Linked DNA regions of Homo sapiens: region 1 is linked to region 2. The links are chromatin contacts, found by Hi-C in ENCODE. All regions are on one chromosome and are shown on one strand. Each heading gives the region's core, a stretch centred on a gene start or an enhancer-like site at or near the end of the contact. The rest is flanking DNA. Distances are from core to core; before and after follow the strand shown.

Region 1 (6,950 bases), core at 1,030-3,529, 470 kb before region 2:
AAGAAAAATCTTATGTTCTCACTAAATAGCATCATTACACAGTTATGGTTTCTGATGCCCGCTGGCCCTTCAAGCCTACTCTGTACCATCATCTTCCTCATCATTAATTAGTACCCTTTCCCATTCCTCATGGCTCGTACTAAACTTTTACTTTCTAAATAAGCCTTCAAGTTTTTCATCCATGCAGCAAGCATGAGCCCCTTATACTTTCTACTCCTTCACACCTGAATGCTATGTATGGGGCTGCTATGGAAAGTCCATGGGCTTCAAGTTAATCAGGCCTGGGCTCCAATTCAACATTCTGTGATCCTAAGCTATTCTCTTTGGGCCCATTTCCTCATCTATAAAATTAAGATACAAATACCTGTATCCTAACATGCTCGTAATGATTCAAACAAGGTTATGAAAAATAACCAGCACCTATGTGAACGTCACAGACATTCCATGTTGGTCCTTTTTTCATTCTCATATTATTTACTCTTACTCCTTTTGTTCCTCTCTGCTTTACTCCTGGGAAATCTTACTCAGCAATCAACTTCAAGCTCATCTTCTCAAAAAAGCTTTCTTCACTCACCTCTCACCCAAACAAAACTCTTCAGTACTCCATAGTACTCAGGAGATCTTTCTACTGTAATATATATTACATTAGTTAATACTCATTTACCTATTTCAAATCCCTTCCAACATGTAGGCTTCCGGAGGTAGGGACTGTGTTTTATTTCTTTGGATTTCCAAAATCTAGCAAAGCGTCATTTTCTAAAAGTTTGTATAATGACATGAAAATGATCTTAAGAAACTTTACCACTGTTACGGGCGGGTCTTTGGTCTTAGAGCTCCCAACATGGGGTGGGCCGCTCCCAAAATGACGGCAAGCCTTTTGTTCTCTGACCTGGGGTTCTTGGCCTCACAGATTCCAAGAAATTGAACCTTGGGCCATGTGGTGAGTATTATAGCTATTAGAAGCTGTGGGTCATGGAAGAGAACGGTGGAACCCAGCAACCAGTGTTCAGCTCGATTAGGGCACTTAGCCGTGCAGTAACAAAGGCGAGCCTTTAGCCTGATCAGGTGCGGCAATGTGCACCTCACTGGATCAGAAACGCAGTGGACACCCTGCTGGATCCAGAGGGGTGTAAGTCAGCGGCAGGTCTGCGACGGCAGCAAACAGCAGCGGTGGACAGCGAGCAAAAGCTCAGCTCGAACCGTAACAAACACGGACCAGAAGAGTGTGCAGTTGCAAGATTTAATAGAATGAAAACAGAGCTCCCGTACAATGTGAGAGGACCCAAAGGGGGTTGCCCACTCTCTGCTCCAATGCCTGGGTTTATATCCCAATCACTGCCCCTCCCCCTGTGCTCTCAGGCGATATATGATTTGACTATTTCTTTACCTCCTGCTTTTAGCTTAATTTGTATTTTAGTGAGCCCTCTTTACTACCTGATTGGTTGGGCGTGAGCTGAGTTACAAGCCCTGTGTTTAAAGGTAGGTGCGGTCACCTTCCCCAGTTAGGCTTAGGAATTCTTAGTCGGCCTAGGAAGTCCAACTAGTCCTGTCTCTCACCACCACCGAGATGTCTCTTGTAGCTCATATTTTATGTGTACCATACTGGTGACCGAAATTATGTTTTGAAATGGGAAAATATAATGGACAATGCTAGTTAAACTTAATTAAAAATCTAACATATGGTCATGCTTCAAAATATCCTGGACCAGGTAAATATATTCAAAAGTCTCACGGAAGACAAAGAAAATAAAGTTAGGACCTTATGTCTGGTAAATTTCCTTACAAAAAAAAAAAAATGAAGATAATCCACAGGTTATGTGGAAAACATGAAAGAATAACTAATTTGTTAAACAAACATTAAGGAAAATAAACTCCCAATAAAAAGGTTAGGTAATTTAGCAAACAGGCACTTGAAGGCTATTTCCCATCTCTGACTGGTTCATTAATTAATTCAATAAATACTCAGTATTTACTATGTGCCAGTCATGATTTTAAGCCCTAGGGATATATCAGACAAAATCCCTATCCTCATGAAGGTACATTTTAGCAAGAGAGACAGACAACAAACAATTTTAACAGGAAAAATATATAATTATTTTACGCAGTGATTTGTGCTATGGAAAAAAATTAAGCAGATAAAGAAGTAGGTATGTGTTTGTATGGTGAGAGTGAGGGAAGAGAGAGACCCTCTCACATTGTTTTATATTTTATACTCAGTACCTGTTTTAAGAAAAAAACAAGGAAGTGAAATCAAAGACAGGCAGCCTGGCCCCAGGCCCAAAACCACGCCCGAGCCTGCATGGCCTAAACCTAGTAGTTAAAAATCAACTCATGACTTAGAACCCGATGTTACCCATAGATTTCAGGCATTGTATGGAAGAACATTGTGAAACTCCCTGCTCTGTTCTGTTTCACTCTGACTACCAGTGCATGAAACCCCGTCACATATCCCCTAGATTGCTCAATCAATCACAACCCTTTCATATAAAATCTTTAGTGTTGTGTGCCCGTAAAAGGGACGGAAATTGTGCACTCGGGGAGCTTGGATTTTAAGACAGTAGCTTGCCGATGCTCCCAGCTGAATAAAGCCCTTCCTTCTACAACTCGATGTCTGAGAGGTTTTGCCTGCGGCTTGTCCTGCTACAAGAGCAACAAATTTAAAGTGAGTAGGGCAAGCTTCACTGAAAAAAATGACTTTTGGAAAAAAATTAAAGCAAGAAAAAGGATTCCTTAGATTTTGGACTAGCAATGGGAACAAGTGTAAAGTCCCTAAAGCACAGGTGTGCCCAGTGTGCCTAACGAATAGCCAGAAGGCCAGTGTGCATACAGCAGGAAGAGAAAGAGAAAAAAATAGGCAACAAGGTCGAACAGGTCACAAGGGGAGCAGATCATGCTGGGCCTTATATGGTCAACATAAAGACTAGCTTTTCTCCGAGTGATACAGTACATCATTGTTTTGAGCAGAGGCCTAAGATTATTTCAATTAAAATTCTAAGGATCATTCTACTTGTCATGTTGAGAATAGATTGTAGAGGATGAAAAGCAGAGGCATGGGGATGAGTTGTAAGTCTATTAAAATAATCCATGAAAGAGATAATGGTCACTTGGGCTACAGCGATTAATGATGGAAATGAGGAAAGTGGTGAGATACTAGATAGAGTTCGGAGGTAAGGCCAATAGGATTTGCTGAGACACTGGATATGGAGTCAAGGTTTTGAAATGAGAAAATATAATGGACAATGCTAGTTAAACGTAATTAAGAATCTAACATATGGTCATGCTTCAAAATACCCTGGACCAGGTAAATATATCCAAAAGTCTCTCGGAAGACAAAGAAAATAAAGTCTTTGCAACCAAAAGGAACTAAAAGGACCTTTTAGTTGTCTTGAGCAACTAAAAGGAAAAGAGAAGAGTCAAGGTTATTGTCTTGAACAACTAAAAGAATGACACTAACTGCCTTTTGCTGCAAGGACTGTGAGAGGTCTGTGGCAGAGAAAGGGTATGTCATGAACTCTCTTTTGGACTTACTTTCTAACAATATGCCGTGACGAGTATGATAAAGCCTAAGTGAAACAGTATGAGAATTCCTAACACCTAGAGGGTAAATGGAGAGGTCTCATCTACTAATGGAAAAGAAGAATGAGCCAGATGTTTGGAAAACATTCATTCTTTGTTATCTTGCAGTGAGTTAATTCTCAAGGGTTAATCACAAGCAAATCACTTTCTGCTGAACTCAGTGTTTTATGCTGTCTTACTATTAGGTTCAGTCTCCACAAAGAAAACTCTTTGAATTTAAACAACAGCAAGTGGAAAGGAGAAAAAAAGAGAGGAAACAAGAAAGACTGCTGGCAAATCAATATAATTTGGGTAAAAGAGGTATTATACATGCAGATTAGAATAAGGAGGGGAGGAGAATTTACATTCAAGAAAAAGTGTCAGACACAATAAAATGACAATAACGAGAATTTATAAAATTATCCTGCCCTAAAATCTTCAAGCCAATATAAATTTCAGACTTTCATATCTAAATTGAACCAATCTACATTAAGACACCCTACCTTTACCATTATTGTTCCATTGCCAAAAGCAAATACATTTGAACTTCTCCCAAAACACCAATTCCCACGAAACCCTTACATTAAGCAAAAAAGAAAGGCAAAGCTAACTACATTTCTATTTGCTCTGTTTTTAAGTTGCTTAATTTCTCTTAAACCACAGGCAAGCATTAGTATCTACAGCAAGACTAGTGAATAAATAAAAGGGCGAAACAACAAAATCAGAGGCCAAACATGTTAGGAAACAAAACTCTTAGGCTTACCCCAAATGAATGTTACTCCACTCTCCAGCATAATTAAAAACTCCTCAAAGTTAAATCTTCACTATAGATAATGATTTTTTAAGAATAATCTTTTTCACACTGTCAGAAAAGGTCTAGAATAAGTAAATAAATAATAACAAGAATGATCTTTTAAGTACTGTTTTGCATTTACTCAAAATAACAGTGTGAGTCATGGCTCTACTTTCTCATAATATAAGAAGCTTTTGAGGTCAGGCATGGCAGCTCATGCCTGTAATCCCAGCACTTTGGGAGACCAAGGCGGGTAGATCAACTGAGAGTCAGGAGTTCGAGACCAGTCTGGCCAACATGGTGAAACCCCGTCTCTACTAAAAATACAAAAATTAGCTGGGAGTGGTGGCACACGCCTGTAGTCCCAGCTACTGGGGAGGCTGAGGGGGGAGACTCGCTTGAACCCGGGAGACGGAGGTTTGCAGTGAGCCAAGATCATACCACTGGACTCCGGCCTGAGTGACAGAGCCTTTCAAAAAAATAAAAATAAACAAATTTAAAAAGCAGCTTTTTTAAACCAAAATGTGAATAAATGTGACTGGTCAGAAAATCTTGCTCCTGTCATCAACCATGTCCTTCCTGACAGCCTGGAGAGCACTTGCAGCCCCTGAACTCATCACAGGCTTGCCAAACCAGGTTGCATATTTGGCTTTAAGTTCTTGAACCCAGGAACATGGTGACAGTTAATTTTATGTGTCAACCTGGCTACACTATGCTTACCCAGTTAGTCAAACACTGATTTTGGGGTTGCCATGAAAGTATTTTGGAGATGTGGCTAACACCTATGGAGTTTATCTTTGATAATCTATGTGGGCCAATCTATATGGACCAATCATTTGCAAGGATTTAAGAACAAAATTGAAGTTTCTCTGAAGAAGAAGAAATACTGCCTCAAGAATCTCATCCTATCTGAAAGCTCTCAGACTGTGGGCCTGCCCTACAAATTTTAGACTTGCCAGCTACACCACCACAGCTGGTCCCTACCTTATGTGGCACCATGACATTTTTTCTCAAGATAAGCTCTCCCTCTTTTGAATCTGCTGGCTTTCAGTTTGGGAGCTGGAGCACTTGAGTCATATCCCCCCATCCTAGTTGACTCTTAATGCACTCCTGCCCTTCTGTTTCACCACCCTTCATGTAAAGATGTTATGATTGATCCCTGTCCCTAACACAGGAGAGTGCCTGCTCTATATTGCTTCTCAGCTACTAAGAAGGAGGAAGAAACAAAACTATAGTAGTCCTCTCTTACAGTTTTGCTTTCCATGGTTATAATAATATATTTCCAGAGAAAGAGAGACCATACTCACATAAGTTTTATTACAACTATAGTTATTATTGTTCCATTGCATTGTTTGTTGTTAATGTCTTACTGTACCTAATTTATAAATTAAACTTTATCATAATTATGTATATATAGGAAAAAACATTGTGTATGAAGGGACCAGTACTATAGGAAAACAATACTGTATCTGTAGGGTTCAGTACTTTCCATGGTTTCAGGCATCCACTGGTGGTCTTGGAACACAGAACCCACAGATAAGAGGGGGCCTACTACACTATAGATAGGCAGCAGGATTAAGTAAACATCCAACCATTAAAGAAATCAATGTCAGTGTTATGGTCTTACCTATTTAAATATCACCACCTGACTACTTCCCAGCTTACTCCTCCATTGTGATCCCAGGCCACACTTCAAAACTTCCCTCCCTCACCATGCTATGAACCTCTAGAAGGCAAGAGGTAGGCTTCATTCACCTTTGTATTCCCGGTATATAGCATAGGCTAAATAAAAGTTAGCAGTTAATTGACTGCATGGATGTATGTATATGCATGGAGAGACAGTAAAACAGACAGCTGGCCAGCTGGCTGAGTACTCTACTTCTGAATCATAGATTGCTTCTTAGAAAAGTAGAACTAAAACTGAAGCATAGGGTCAAGGTTAGGCCAAGGAGGGAAATGTGAGGATACAGGGAGAGAACAAAGGTTAGATGTTGAATTCTGACTGAGATTCTGCCCTCACCTCACTGTTACTGCAATCTAGTCAATGTGTGTGTTGGGAGGCAGGGATCATCTACAAGACATGTTAAATATCTATAGTGTGGGGAAAAGAAAGAGAGATCAGATTGTTACTGTGTCTGTGTAGAAAGAAGTAGACACAAGAGACTCCATTTTGTTCTGTACTAAGAGAAATTCTTCTGCCTTGAGATGCTGTTAATCTGTAACCTTACCCCCAACCCTGTGCTCCCTGAAACATGTGCTGTGTCAACTCAGGGTTAAATGGATTAAGGGCTGTGCAAGATGTGCTTTGTTAAACAAATGCTTGAAGGCAAATGCTTGAAGGCAGCAGTGGTTAAGAGTCATCACCACTCCCTAATCTCAAGTACCCAGGGACACAAAACCCTGCAGAGACCTCTGCCTAGGAAAGCCAGGTATCGTCCAAGGTTTCTCCCCATGTGATAGTCTGAAATATGGCCTCGTGGGAAGGGAAAGACCTGACCGTCCCCCAGCCCGACACCTGTAAAGGGTCTGTGCTGAGGAGGATTAGTAAAAGAGGAAGGAACGCCTCTTTGCAGTTGAGACATGAGGAAGGCATCTGTCTCCT
Region 2 (7,159 bases), core at 1,359-3,858:
CAAAATGATTAGGACTCCTTTGGGTAACAATTGTAGACACAATATCCAGTAAAATGCATCCCGATCTAGTGGTATATTCATATGAACACATTGTTCCTAATATTTTTTCTTTACTGAAGGAGATAGCCTTTTTAAAATGCAATACAAAATTGGGTTCAGAATAATAGCTAAATTATTTTGCACAAGTCAAAGGAACCGAATTTTCATGGTATTTAAGAAAACCGTACCCAGAAGTCTGATGACATTAACTTCTTCAAAGGTATATTTTCTGGCTAGACTTACTAACTCACACGTTTACTTTGAAAAGGGGTTCTGAATGTTTCACTATCATCCATACAGCATCAAGACTGCTAAAGGATGATGGGAGATCACTGAAAGCCCTGACTCCTCACCCACGGGGACCACCGAGAATTCCTAGGGAAAAGCTGAACAACTCTAACAAGAGCCCAGCAGGTCACTCTTTCCTACACAGCCATGCCACCGATTTCCACAGCTCCTGCCAAGCCAAGCTGTTCATGGTTCCTAGAACTCCTTCATTTCCTACTGCTCGTTCAACATTGGACACTCTCTTCACTATTATGGCAATGAAAATGCCATATCCCGAAGGTGTTAGAAAAGATAAACAGTGGAGAACTACTGCATCTTTGATCCCTTTTCTGATTGTTGCTCTTTTGTTTGACTAAGAATTTTAATGGTTTTATTAGGCCACTCTGCTATCTGGCTCCATGCCCATAGTAAGTGGACACTGTCTGTTGAATAAATGATTCTTAACTCATTCCATCGCAGGTGACGGTGCCACGCACAACGCTGGCACTCCATGCACAAGCACTAAATGGGGGTTATTAACAAAATGCTGGATGAGAAAATGGGTAAGCCATTCTTATTGCAACACACTCCAATGAAAGAAAGACGTTTAGTCACTTTCATATAGATTTGTTATCTGTGTTGCAAGCAAACCACTCAAAAGTTGTCTTTTTAGAAACAACAAAACTCTCAATGAGTAGATTATATTTAATGCAGATTTTCTGAAGTGTGGCTCATTGCATTTCTACTTTAAGTAGGTAATCACACTAGTTCTAGAAAATGCAAACTAGCGGATAATGAATACTTAACAAAAAGCCTATGATTAAAAGTAATGGAGTTCGAGACATTGGCACATGTCAAAAAACCATACAATCCAAGCAATGCCATGTTTTGATGCATCCCGTTTGGTTTAGTAATCACCTTTGAATCTGAAAACGAATGTAGTCCAAACCCAACTTTCTTTTCCCATAAAAAAAAATGCACAGTCAGCCCCCCACTTCCTCTGAGAAAGAGTTCACAGCACCAGACAAGAATATTTGAATGAATCCAACCAACTGCACTGCAATTTCCAAGAAAACACAAGAGCATAAACCACCAGAAAGCATAATATTACAAATTTACCCCTTCCTTCCTACTATCTCTCTGCAGTTCCTAGCCGTCGTGCAAAAAACCTCTTCATCTTTCCGAAGGTTGGTTATTTGCTAGACTGTAGTAACACTGTGCCATCACACTCACCTCGCTTCCTTCCTCCGCCCACATCCCTAGCAGGCACGTGGGGCTGTCCCTCTTCCTTCACCCCCACAGGACAGCGCCACAGCCGCAGAGCCCCCATCCCGAGCCCGCGCCTCTCTGGTCGCGCCGTGTCATTCTGCCCACCCATTGGGCGACCTGGGCACGAGCACCGCGACCTCCCGCTCCGCGCAGCCCTCCAGCACCGTGGCCCCAGCACACCTGCAGAGCAGCCAGGCGCAGGAACCGAAACCCGCCGGGTGGTGGGCGGGAAGGGAAAGGTAGATGCCCAAGTGAAGGCGCTCATCTTTTTTCCTACGTGAACAGAAGTTGATTCTTAACTTCAAGTGAGAAATGACAGGGAGAAAAAGTATGCAATCACTACCAGAAAAGGTGAGAGGCCAGTGTTGTTTCCCAGCGAAGGGACGGGGTGAGATTCAAACCCATCGTCCGGCCAGGGGAGTCCGCCCCCAGAGCACCGAGAAGCTGGGGTGCGTGGGCGGAGAGAGAGCAGGGTGCGCCCGACAGCCCTGCGCCAGGTTGTCCCCAAACTCAACACTTCCTCTCTCCCTTCTGGAGTCACTTTCCCTTCCGGAATATGCAAGCTCTGGGTGGCCCAGCCCTGCCGCCAGACTCAGTTTCCAAGTGCGGGGGAAGGAGATGGGCGCTCTCAGCCGCGATCCCCTGGGAAGGTGGCCACTCACCTGCGCTCTGAAATAGAAGAACAGGGCGACGCTGCAGACAACCTGGCCCAGCCCCAGCCCCAGGAGGGCCACGAACATGGAGCGGGAGGCGGCAGGGGGCTGGTGCGGCGCAGGCGGCGGCGGGGCGTGCAGGGGGCCCTCGTGCGGGGCTCCGGGGCCGCCGCCCATCTCCTCCGAGCCACGCAGGTACTTGGTGTAGTCTCTGCTGGCGCGGCGCATGGCGCTCGGCCCTCTCGCTTCGGAGCTCTCCTCCCTCTCCCGCTCCCTCCCCTTCTTGTCTGCGGCCAACTCCGGAGGCTGCGGCGGAGCCTCGACGTGGGGCGCCGACTTGGAGCCCGGCTTTGGGTCCTGGGGCGCGCGGGCGAGCGGGCAGGGCGCCCGGCAGCCCCAACTCTTATAAACCGCTTGGAGAGCCCTGGCCTCGGGAGCCAATCAGCCCCAGGCGAGGCTGCCTCTTCCACTCCCACCTCTGGCTCCCCTTCCTTCCTTTCGCCCTCCCTCTCTCTCAATCTCTGTCACTGAAGGGCCTCCTTCATGGGGGCCCTCCAAGGAGGAGGCTGGGGGCTACTCCAGTGGTTCCAGACTCCCCTTGCCATCCTCAGCTGTCTTTCTGGAGGTCCAAGAGATGGGTTAAAGAAGACGCAGAGGACACCTTTGCTAAAGGATAAGGATTGCACCTCAGACATTCCTCCTGCATCCATTCTAGTTTGGTAGAGAAGGGACTTCACATCCTGGAGTCTCGGTTTCCTCCTTAGGATTTAGAAAGTTAAATTTGATGATCTCTGAAGACCCTTCCTGTCCAACCTCTCCCCCCAAAGTGCTTCCAAATATAGTTTCTCAAAGTATTTTGGAAGACTTCGAAAATTTCACAATCCCCTTCCCAAATCCCTATTTCTGCATCTTGAAGGTGACATTGAGCGAGGCAGGTCTTGAATGTGGCAGTAGAGAGCCTATAGACACCAACTCTGACTTTATAAAGATGAAAACAGTGCAGAGAAAAGGGTAAAGGGGCGTGTAGCCAGAAGCAAGCATCCGAGGAGGGCTCACCCAACAGTCAGGAAAGAGATGTAACACGAAGCTGATGATACAGTTAAATGTTAGTTTCATTGCTAAAGAAACCTTGCTAGGGCTTTTTAAAAACCTCTATTCAGAACTGTGGCTCTTAGTGAGAAAACAAAAATATTAACATTGCTCACAAATTCTGATACTTCTTCAGAAGGAAGTTGCTGACCAATTTAAACACCCATGAAACTTAGGATGTTTCCACTTTTTTATTAATACAGTTAGCCCACAGTATCCATGGGTTCCACATCTGTGGATGCAATGAACCACAGATCAAAAATATTTGAAAAAAAAAAAAAGGATGGCTGTGTCTGGACTAACATCTGTAGACTTTTTTTCTTGTGATCATTTCCTAAATGATACACAACTAGTTACATAGCATTTACATTCTATTAAGTATTATAAATAATCTAAAGATAATTTCAAGTGTACAAGAGGATGTGTGTAGGTTAAATGCAAATACTATGCCATGATATGTTAAGAAACTTGAACATCCATGGATTTTGGTATTTGCGGGGAGGGGTTTGGTGGTGTCCTGGAACCAGTCTTCCATGGATATCAGGGGACTACTGTGCCTTTTTATTTTGCATCCTCTTTCTGCCTAATTCGCTAATGAGTATTTCTCTAGGCAAGATTTGTGACAAATGACAGGTCTCTGAGTTATTAAAGCATGTGTTCTAAATTGAACACTTAGACCTCAGTAAATGTTGAGGAAGAGTGACCAGGTTGAATTTTTTTTAAAGGCAGCCATACAAAGAAAATGATCTGTTCAAATTCAAAAATGCCTTTAGCATTTATATGTGTATCAATATATAGGTTGGTGGAGAAGGGACAAAAAATTTTCAGACTCAAACATAGAAACAATTGACGTTAATTCTACTCCTTGTAGTCTTTGACCTCTTCCCACTTTTTGTTTGTTAACTTTGGGAAGTAGGTTTATTGTCTCCTCCTCCCCCTCCTCCTCCTCCTCTTCTTCCTCATTCTCTCCCTGCTCCTTGACTCAGGAAATAATTCCATATTTCTTCTTTCTTATAAATATTGATTGGGATCAAAGATTTTTAAAATGTGTTATAACAACTAAACCCACAATGATTTTACTATAGTGTCTTCCATTCTTTTTAATGGGTTTTTATACAACAATGTTTTATACATGTTTTTAATTCCTTGACATCTTGATCCTCAGGTTACAAGAAAGTCCCTCAAATCCCTGAATTATGTTCAGGTATACTTGACCCAGGAGCTTCATATATGGGACCGTATGTTACATTCCTACAGAGTTCTTCATATGACATTTCTACTAGTACTCCAAAAATGTCATCCCACTATCTTCTGGCTTCCATAGGCTGTATTAGATACTCCACTGTCAGTCTACCTGCTGCTGTTTCACAGGTAATGTATCTTTCTTGCCTATGTATTTACTTATTCCTTTGTCAACATTCACTCCCCAACTAATAGATAAACTCCATATGTTCAACGACTCTTGCTGTATTATTCACCTCTGTAACATTCACCATTTCCTAAAAATGTTGCCTGCTATAGTAGGTGCATGGTAAATACTTGCTGAATAAAATTTGAGCAAAGAAATCTTCAAAGCCTCTGCCAGTCTCCCAGTCTAAGCCATGCTATATCTTATCAGAATGAATCACACTTGCCCCCTGAAGAATTCTGTGCACACTGATCAGGATTTTCTTCTAAAAGCAAAAGTATATGTCATTTCCATACCTGCAATTCTTTGGTGGCTTCTAAGTGTTGTTGATAAAGTCGAAACTCTGAAGATTAAAAACCTTCAATAGGCCAGGCGCAGTGGTTCACTTCTATAATCCCAGCACTTTGGGTGGCCGAGGCGTGAGGATCACTGGAGCCCAGGAGATGGAGAATAGCCTGGGGAACATAGGGAGACCCTATCTTTACAAAAAATGAACAAATTAGCCAGGCATTTTGGTGCACATCTCTGGTCCCAGTTACTCAGAAGGCTGAGATAGGTGGATTGTTTGAGCCCAGGAGGTCGAAGCTGCAGTAAGCTACAATCATGCCACTGCACTCCAGCCTGGGAGACAAAGCAAGATTCTGTCTCAAAAATTAAAAAAAAGATAAAAATAAAAATAAAACTCTCCAATAGTCCTTCACAAGCTGGCTCAAGACTCCTTTTCTACATCAGCTTCAAATACTACCTAACTGGAGCGCTCATCTCTCCAACTTCTACACCTGGAGGACTCTCCCACTTGTCTTTCCTTTCTCAGCTCAAATGTCGCCTCTCCAGAAGTCTTTCTCAGCTCTCCTCACCCAGGTGGCTCCCTCTGTTTTATGCTCCCATGGCATCCTTAAATTCTCCTGTCATGTCACTCATGCATTTCTTCATTTACTCTACAGATATATTAGTGAGAACCCACTATATGCCAGCACTGGGCTAGAAACATGGTGATCAAGATGGAACATGGGGCTTACACCCTAGTGGGAAAAAAAAAAAGATTCAACAAATCATCACACAAATCACTAACAAAACCGTGATTAGTACTTTGAAGGCAAAGTGCAAGTACAATGAGAATCTTATAATACTAGGGTCTAGACCTATGTGGGGAGTCAGAGAAAACTCTTAGTACAATGCAAATGTGGGGAGTCAGCGAAAGCTCTTAGGCAAAGATAATGCTTTAAACTACTACTAGATAATGATTTAAACTACTCCCAGAGTAAAAACCACCCAGAGAGAAAGTGGCCAGGAGCTATCCTAAGCTGAGAGTGATTGTATTATTATAACAATTTGTTTAACATGTCTTCCTAATTGCATGTCTTATTTATCTGCCTTATTTATCATAAATTCATTAATATATTTATTTTAACAATATATCAACTAATCAATTAAGTCATTATCAAAATTATAAAATAGTTGAGTGAAAGCCTTGTAAGCTAATAGGTATTAAGAGATGCCAAGACACCAGAACATATTTGAAGATTCAAAGTTTATGTCAATACTCCACTGTAAATAACACAATGTTTGGATCAACATTTCTCAAACTATATTTCCTAGTACCTTAGTGTATTAACATAGAATTATTTTGGACTCATGTGAAAATTGATTGGTTCATGTTATTGAAAAATAGGGCTAAGTCTAGCTTCAGGAATGGTTGGATACAAGTCTGAATTTAATACCTTTCCTTTGAGCCAGGGAATTAAGTTAACCCCATGTGAACCTCATGTCATGGGCTGAGAGGAGGGAGAGATATTTGTCAAAGGAAAATTAAAGTGCAGATATGAGAAGGATAAGGAATTGCTGCACTGCTGGGCAGGTACAAATACTATAGCTGTTCATGTTCAGTCATTTGCTAGATCAGCAATTTTCAAACCTTTTACATTCTTCAAAATTTTGAGAACACCAAAGAGGTTTTATTTGTGTGAGTTATATTTATAAATATTTGGTGTATTCAAACTCCAAGCAGAAAATTTTACCATATTAGCATGTTAACATAATGTTAATATAATTTTATAAATAATTCATAATACTTTTATAAAATTATTTTATTTAAAAAAACAGATTTTCAAAAAAAAGTAGGGAGAAAAGTGCCACTGTTTTACATTTTTTCACATCTCTACAATTGGCCTGATAGAGTCACATTCAGTCCTGCACTTACTCTGTTACAATATTGCACATGATGCAGCCTTTAGAAAACTTCACTATATGAATGAAAATGAAAAAGGAAGTCATTCGTTATTATTATGACAGACGTTTCACTTTGCTGAACTCCGGAGAGGATCCATCTTCTAGAAGTCACCTAAATTCCTTGGTTCCTTCATCTCCAAACCTCATCACTCCAGTCTCTGACCTCTGATTCTGTCCTCACAGCTTCTCTCTGACTCTAACTCTA

Evidence for each region. Hi-C counts contacts between places; a loop is a spot of excess contacts on that map. Pooled maps may share reads with other maps.
Region 1: a loop to region 2 is called in a pooled map, with 2.4 times the contacts of the local background. The contact joins the enhancer-like site here to the promoter of TNFSF11 in region 2. A Hi-C loop is called at or near these places in 2 of 37 single-sample maps with no recorded cell type and 1 of 50 pooled maps.

The regions. Positions count from the first base shown.
Region 1 is chr13:43,041,005-43,047,954 of GRCh38, reverse strand. All of the region lies in intron 1 of DNAJC15 (DnaJ heat shock protein family (Hsp40) member C15), which reads right to left. Among named protein-coding and RNA genes, the nearest start is that of DNAJC15, 21 kb to the right of the region's middle. RefSeq lists enhancers at 1,131-1,806, 2,148-2,207, 2,308-2,357, 6,050-6,898. Within about 2 kb of position 2,279, at least 16 of the 41 ENCODE cell types and tissues checked have a DNase peak (open chromatin) inside an H3K27ac peak, as active enhancers do.
Region 2 is chr13:42,569,601-42,576,759 of GRCh38, reverse strand. It overlaps TNFSF11 (TNF superfamily member 11), which reads right to left and starts at 2,608. Exons shown (of 5, transcript NM_003701.4): 1 at 2,238-2,608. The coding sequence starts at 2,456. RefSeq lists an enhancer at 2,011-2,210 and a silencer at 2,301-2,670.